2 separate regions of the Homo sapiens genome follow, and region 2 is linked to region 1. Evidence: read pairs that join two places in POLR2A ChIA-PET (ENCODE). Cell type or tissue: MCF 10A. All regions are shown on one strand. Region 1 overlaps WIPF2 (WAS/WASL interacting protein family member 2). Region 2 has its middle 11 kb from the start of TNS4.

Region 1 (4,000 bases):
CTGATTAACTCCCCTCTTTAGTATTAAATGTTGGCTGATGGTAATAACTTTGGGCTTGTGTGACTTCATTTTTTTTAGTCAGCGTCTCTAAACCCGCTCCTGGGATGTACAGGGGAGGAAATACTAGTTATGAACATTGAGCTGCTCTGCACCAATTTACTAAGTCCAGGAATCAGTGTTTTTGGTGAAATGGAAAATTGACTCAGGCTTTGAAAACAGATGTCCTAATCTGCCTTGGGTTTATGCAGCGTCATTTTTGGAGATGTTGAAGCACTGTGATTTGAAGTTTGTTTTTAACTTTACAATCAAAAGGACACAATTCTCCCTTTTGTATTATAGATTCCTACGCCTAGAAAAGAAAAAGGGTTGTATCTTTTGCTGCCAGTCTGTAAAGTATCTGGAAATGTGTTTGCAGCTGCTCCTTGGTTGTGAATTGCTTAGAGGTTAAGAGCCAAATAGTACTTGTCTTAGCAGTGTTGCAGAGGCTAACTGTGGTACCCTAGTTCTCAGTTCTTGGAAATCTTGTGGCTGTTATTAACTAAAATACAGCTGAGGAGGCCATGTTGGCTCTGACATAGAGTTGATTTGCATTCTAAGATGAGCAGCTCTATAGAAATAGCTGTAATACAATTTTACAACTTCCATTGAAACAGTTTTTTGGAAGGCTATGGCAGGAGGATTGTTTGAGGTCAGGAGTTTGAGACTGGCCTGAGCAACATAGTGAGATCCTGTCTTTGCAATCAAAATAAAACGATTAGCTGGATGTGGTAGTCCCAGCTACTCGGGAGGCTGAGGTGAGAAGATTGCTTGAGCCTGGGAGGTTAAGGCTGCAGTGAGCTGTGATTGTGCCACTTGCACTGCAATCTGGGTTGTAGGGTGAGACCCTTTCTCAAGGAAGAAAGAAAGAAAAACCAAGAAATTTTTTGTTGTTGTTGTTGTTGTTGGTTTGTTTTTTGAGACAGTCTCACTCTGTTACCCAGTGGCACAATCTCAGCTCGCTGCAACCTCCGCCTGCCGAGTTCAAGTGATTCTCCTGCCTCAGCCTCCCGAGTAGCTGGGATTACAGGCGCCCGCCGCCACGCCTGGCTAATTTTTTTGTATTTTTAGTACAGACGGGGTTTCACCATGTTGGCCAGGCCGGTCTCAAACTCCTGACCTTAGGTAATCCACCTGCCTCGGCCTTCCAGAGTGCTGGGATTACAGGCATGAGCCACTGTGCCTGGCCAAGAAACAGTTTTGATGAACAAAGTCACAAAAACAAAGCTACATCGAAAGTGTTATTGTCTCATTGATTATTGGTCACTGGCTGTGTTATAAGGCATGACTTTGAACTATTACTGATTTACTGCAGTTGACTATTTTCTGTACACGTCCGCCTATCTCCCAGTGCTGTACTTCAGTGCTTTCAGGATAATGAGATTTTTTCTTTGCCTTGAGGGGTTGGGCGTGAGGTCATTCCCTGACTTCTGTTTTGGATGATTTTCAGATATTTAATTTACATGGCTTTTGCATTAGTTATTCCTAGTCTGTCTTTTTAAATGAAGCTTTCTTTGCAGCTCTGGTTATTTAATTGAACACAGGAGTAGACTTCTCATTGATTTGTCATCATTTTAGATGAGAGGACTCAGCTCCTGGGCTGCCTTGTATCTGGGAATAACCCATAGTATCTAATATTTACCACATAAGGTAGTATATGAAGGTAGTCTTCCGAATTTACATTTTTAGGGCTTTAAAAAAATAATCTGGGGCTGGTCTGATGGTAGTGGGTTATCAGAGCTTATTAACATTAGTGTCACTGCAGTTGGTATACAAACCCCCCACTGCTAAATTTGACTGGCTTTAAAAAAAATCTGGGGGAAGAGGAAAGAGTCACATTAGTGGGGAAAGCTGCGTTTTGGGGATGCATTATGTTTTTGTTAAAAAAATATGTTTGAAAGAATTTCATCATTCAGTAGTTATATCTTCTTCCTCCTTCATTTTCTCTTTCAGAGAGGAGTAAAACATCCAGGTTTCATTTGTTGTAGAAGTCCTAGGATTTTTCAGGTTTTTTTTTTTAAGACAGAGTCTTGCTCTGTCGCCCAGGCTGGAGTGCAATGGTGCCATCTCGGCTCACTGCAACCTCTGCCTACCGGGTTCAAGCAATTCTCCTGCCTCAGCCTCCTGAGTAGCTGGGATTACAGGCATACGCCACCACACCCGGCTAATTTTGTATTTTTTTTTTTTAAGTAGAGATGGGGTTTCTCTGTATTGGCCAGGCTGGTCTAAAACTCCTGACCTCGGGTGATCCACCCACCTCCACCTCCCAAAGTGCTGGGATTACAGGAGTGAGCCACCACGCCCGGCCCGATTTTTCAGTTTTAATATTCATGATGGTTATGTGATTTTTTTTATTACTTGTTGGATCAGTCAGATTTGCTGCATAGTTGAATTTCTGTGATGAAAATTTCTGTAGTTGAAAAATTTTTTTCCCTTAAGTAACCTTGGAATTTTAATTAATTCCATCTCTACATGTGATAGAAATCTGTTTCACCAGAGGTTTGACTGAATTGAATTTCAAGAAGTGGTGGCACTTTCTCCATTGAGAGGAGAGGGCTGTGAGCTATAGAAAAAGCCTTTTTTTGGAGTGGTAGTGGTAAAATGTGTGTAACATGAATGTTATTCTAGTCTGTTTCCTTGTACTTTAGAGAAACCAGAAACACTTTAGTGGAAACCCTCTGTTATAGTCTGTCCTAGAACACATGGAGGCAAGTTTTTCATTCCTCTTGACATTATTCCCTGTGTGATTATAGGAACCTGTTTGGTTCCTGCCGTTGTTGGCTCCTGGAGTGGCATGTGACTACTCTTAGGCAGCTCCTGGCTCTTTTCTCATTTTGGGGTTCTTTGGCCTAGGGACTGGATGCCATTATGCCATTGTAGTAATGAGCTCCTACCTCCCATGCTGGATTGCTTTTCAGGAGCAAAGCTGAAGGACAGCTGAACAGGTGGGCAGATTACCAACAGGTGACTTTTAACCCTGGAAGGCCTTCAGTTAGTACTTAGTCTCTGGATGAGATTAAGCCAGGAGATCAAGTATAGTCTGTGGGATTAATGAGATAACCGATCGAACTTCTGGTTTGAGTGTGAAGCTGTCGGTTCATTTAGGTTTCTTTGGTTTTACAGTGTTGGTGTATTGGACAGAGAAGGGGACTACTTTTGGATTTGGAGGATGGCCTATATATAAAGCCTCAGATTTCATCTCTTCTCACTCTGTTCTAGCTATCCTGGTCTTTTTACTAGTTCTCTAACACACCAACTACATTCCCATGTTAGAATTTTTTCACTTGCTGTTATTTCTTTTCGGAATGCTCTTTCCCCAGATGTTTACATGGCATGCTCTGCTCATGGAGAGACTTCTTGGGAGAGCCAGATACTCTCCCCCAATGGCCCTTTCCCTGTGACTGTATTATTTTATCATTATTATTACTATTTTGTTGTTGTCGTGGTTAAATTCTCCTAGATCCTGAAGCCTGCAACCCTATCCAAAGGAAGACTCTAACCTGGGCAGCTGTAGTCCCAGCTACTGGGGAGGCTGAGGCTGGAGGATTGCTTAAGCCCAGACGTTCAAGACCAGCTTAGGCAACATAGTCTGGACAATCTATCTCTAAAAAATAAATAAGTAAAACAAAAGAACATTCCAGTCTATTCCTATACTCTACCTTTATGATTCTCTGTTTTTTTTACTCCTTTTATCAGTAACTGTTATACTGAGATTTTATTTCTTCCTTCTTACACTAGAATGTAAGCTCCAAGACAGTAGACGCTTGTCTTGCTCATCTTCTAGAACAGGGCTTAGCAACCTCAGCATTGTTGACAATGTAGACCAGATAATTCTTTTTTTTTTTTTTGAGATGGAGTCCCGTTCTGTCGCCCAGGCTGGAGCGCAGTGGCACGATCTCAGCTTACTGCAACCTCCACCTCCCGGGTTCAAGTGATTCTCCTGCCTCAGCCTCCTGAGTAGCTG
Region 2 (4,000 bases), 270 kb after region 1:
CGGACCCACAGATTCTTCATTCTATGGGGGTGACCAGAGCAGAATTCCTCTATAGCCGGGGACCCAGGCCAAGGGCCTTTCATTTTGTCCTTTTATTGTAGTAAAATATGTATGACATCAAATTCACCATTGTGAATTTAATACATTCACAATGTTGTGCAACCACCACCTCTATTTCGGTCCAGAACATTTTTATAGCCCCAAAAGGAAACTCTATACCTATTAAGCAGTCACTCCCATCTCCCTCTCCTCCAGGCCCTGGCAACCACTAATCTGTATTCTGTCTTTATGGCTTTACCTATTCTGGATAGTTGATATAAATGGAGTCACACACTATGCAGCCTTTTGTGTCTGGCTTTTTTCACTTAGTATAATGACTTCAGGTTCCTCCATGCTGGAGCTCATTTCAGCAGCTCATTCCTTTCTAAGGCAGAATAACATTCCATTGCACGGATAAACCGTATGTCCAGGGGCCTTTCCTGCCAGGATCAAAGATGGTATTGGGCTGGGGCTTGGGAGAGGTCAGCTGGTGACTTTACCTCTTTTTCTTTTTCTCCTCCATGCCTCTTGGGGTTTGTCACTTTAGAATATGCTGCTGAGGCTTGGGGACCCAGGGAGACAGCCTGTCTCACCATGTCCCCTAGTCTTTGCAACCTGATCCTGAATCCTGCCTGGCGGTGGCGACAACATCAGACAGAGCTGGAGCTGGTGTGACCCCATCCCAGGAGGATGCTCCTATTTCGGGGATCCCAGCTGTCTCTGGTCAGGGTGCCTCAGCAGAGTCTAGGAAAAGCCAAAGCCCATCTCTGGTGACAGCTCTGAGGTCCGACAGTGGGGAGAGGTGGTGGGTGGGGGGAAGGAGTTGGGCTTGCTCAACTGCCGTGCCTGTAGGGCGGAGGGAGTCCATCCTGGCACGGGGCACAGCAATCGGACCCAAGCCCAAAGAGATGCTTAGCTCTTCACTTGTGGAGCCTATTTTCCAGAGAAATTTAATTCCACATTGTTTTTTCTCTGCTCTGCAGACGCCTCGGAGTTCTGTGCCAGGAACCGAGCTGAGGAACTCAGCTGAGGAAACCACGGGAATCTCATTTGAAGAGGAATTTGGCCCCTGGAGCCCCCTCCCCACTCACTGGTGGGAGGGTGCCAAGACTTCAGTCGCCGCCGCCACACCAGCAAACCCCAAACCACAGGAATGCAATGGGGTCACCTGGGGACAGAGGGAGATGGATGGACAGCGAGTAGGCAGTGAGCCCTTGGGCCTGCATCGCATGGGGTCTGCTATTTTGTGACAAAAGCACTGGACTTGGTCCCCAGGCCTCGGTGTGGATTCAGGCCTCGGTGTGGATTCAGGCTTGCCACTCGGGTCATGGGGTCTTGGGTGGTCACGTCTGTGGCTAACCACGCTCACCTGGCCACTCTGGCCTTTGGACCAACTCGGGCAAGGAGCTGAGCTTGACGGGGAGGGAAGCCACGGATTGGGGTGGACGGAGGCGGTGAGTGAGAGTAGAGTGTTCTGGTCTCCAGGCTCTGCAGGCTGAGCAGGGGAGGCACCCAGCACTTGTTACCCAGGGAAAGGAAACTATGTCGATAATGATTTGTCAGCTATGGGTCAAGGACTGCTCCAGGCACTTTTTTTTTTTTGAGACGGAGTCTCGCTCTGTCACCCTGGCTGGAGTGCAGTGGCGCAATCTCGGCTCACTGCAAGCTCCGCCTCCCGGGTTTCACGCCATTCTCCTGCCTCAGCCTCCCGAGTAGCTGAGACTGCAGGTGCCCGCCACCATGCCCGGCTAATTTTTTAAATATTTTTAGTAGAGACAGGGTTTCACCGTGCTAGCCAGGATGGTCTCAATCTCCTGACCTCGTGATCCGCTCGCCTCGGCCTCCCAAAGTGCTGGGATTACAGGCGTGAGCCACCACGCCTGGCCCGCTCCAGGCACTTTATATAATACATTGCATTTCTCCTTACGGTGGTCCTCTGGTGTGGCTGGCATCATTCTCTTTTATAGACAAGGAAACCAAGAAAGGAGAAGGGGACTCCCCTAGAGTAACAGGTACCAGGGGAGGGGCTGGGCAGAGGGTGGTCATCCCCGAATGCTGAGTGCTCCACACCATGCCACTGGCCCCCGACTCAGTCCTCAGACTTGTTCCTTGGTGAGATCACAGTTGAAATAATAGTTTTCTTCCCCTTAACTCCTCCTAGTTAAGAAAGGAATCATAGTATTTTTGAGCTGGAATGGACTTGGGTACAAGTTACCATTTTACAAACGGGAAAATTGAGGCTCAGAGAGGAGAAGCAGCTTTTCCATTTGAATCTTCAAATGAGATTCCCGTGGTTTCCTCAGCGGAGTTTCTCAGCTTGGTTCCTGGCACAGAATTCCTAGGCGTCTGCAGAGCAGAGAACAAACAATGTGGAATTAAACTGCCCTGAAAAATAGGCTCCTCAAGTGAAGATCTAGAAGACCTTCCTGACTTTTATCACCCAGGAAGATAGCAGATCTAGCTCCAGATGCTCTCTGGCCATTTGGGCCACATGGGTAGAATCCAGGGTCCCTGAGGCCAAGGCTGTCTTTAGTGCCCAGTGGGACAGAATCTCCTTGCTCTGCCCAGGTTCCACACCTGTCTGTTGGTGTGACCCTGCATCCAACCTGAGAGGCCACTGATGGTTTGGTGCACCCTGTCCCCACTATTATAACCCTGCTGGGAGGGTTCAGGAGTGCCATGTTGGTAGATGAAGCACTGCTCTATTTTGTCCCTCACCTTAACAGGCACATGTCACCTGTACTTGGTGGCTCTATCCAGCAGAAGGAGAGAAGGTGGGAATGAGTGTCATCGTGGTTCAGACACTGTCCAGTGGGGTCACCTTAGCTTAGTCACTTCATATATGGAGGGATTCCTGGGAGCAGGCTCTGTGCTAAGGTGCTGGGGAAACAAAAATAAAATAATGTCCCTGTTCTCAAGGAGGAGCTCACAGTCTAGTGGAGAAGGCAGACCTGCAGTTTAACGATGGCTATTTCATGATGTCCTTGCTCTGCCGAGGAGGAGGTGAGCAGCACAGTGGGAGCACGGAGGGAATCAGGACCTCCGTGCTCCCACTTGCTAGAGGAGGCAGGGCTGAGATACAACGAGAAGGGTTATTTGCCAGGTGGACAAAAGCAGAGGTCATTGAGTTTAGAAAGTGGGTTCAGGTTGGGTGCAGTGGTGCACATCTGTAGTCCTAGCTACTTGGGAGGCTGAGGTAGGAGGATCCCTTGAGCCCAGGAATTTGAGGCTGCAATGAGCTATGATGGTGCCACTGCACTCAAGCCTGGGTGACAGAGTGAGATCCTGTCTGAATAAACAAACAAAAAGCAGCAGACTCAGCAAGTGCAAAGGAATGAACATGTGGCAGGGAAATGTGGAATAACTTGGAAGAGTTGGATAATACAAAGTGGCATGTTGGCAATGATGGTGCGGGGATGTTAGGCTGGCGAGGCATTGGGAAGCATGAAGGATTTCAAGCAGGGGATGGACACAACCAGATCTGTGTGTTGGAAAGTCTGCCTGGGCTGCCCCACAGAGGGCATGATGGGGGTGGGGAGGACACCTGGAAAGCTGATACCATGATCTGGGTGAGATAGGGTGGGGTAGGGGAGTCACCCTAAGGCTGGGCAGTGAGAGAAGTAACAGGATTGAGGGATTGTGCTTAGCTGGTTTGGGCTTGAGTGACTGGGTAATTGGGGGCACCATCCATCCCAGTAGGGAAACAGGAGGTATGTAGGTTTAATGGTGAGGATGGAGATGCATATGCATTAAGTTTGAGGACCTGATGATTTGAGGTGCTCATGGGACATCCAAAGTGAGATGTCTGAGGGAGAGCTGATATAAAGATTTGGAGGCCAAATAAAAGTTAGGGCTGTAGTTTGATATTTGGGGCTCATCATCCTACATCAAATACAGATGAGTTAAGGGGCCACAGAATGCTCTGGAAGCTGCACAGGATGACTTTGGTGCCCTGTGCATC

What was found. ChIA-PET counts read pairs that join two places held together with the same protein. Peaks named below come from ENCODE experiments on the same cell type or tissue, not always from the same donor. Only the 100,000 strongest peaks of a DNase experiment are listed, where the experiment ranks them.
Region 2: POLR2A ChIA-PET joins it to region 1 with 5 read pairs; 2 of 35 experiments call an interaction of 5 or more read pairs at or near these places.

Annotation. Positions count from the first base shown.
Region 1 is chr17:40,241,477-40,245,476 of GRCh38, forward strand. The region is part of intron 1 of WIPF2 (WAS/WASL interacting protein family member 2); the gene reads left to right. It also overlaps the pseudogene RNY4P8. Among named protein-coding and RNA genes, the nearest start is that of WIPF2, 24 kb to the left of the region's middle. In MCF 10A, no CTCF peak of the experiment used is centred here; no DNase peak of the experiment used is centred here.
Region 2 is chr17:40,511,121-40,515,120 of GRCh38, forward strand. No RefSeq gene overlaps it. Among named protein-coding and RNA genes, the nearest start is that of TNS4, 11 kb to the left of the region's middle. In MCF 10A, no CTCF peak of the experiment used is centred here; DNase peaks (open chromatin) are centred at 211 and 1,581.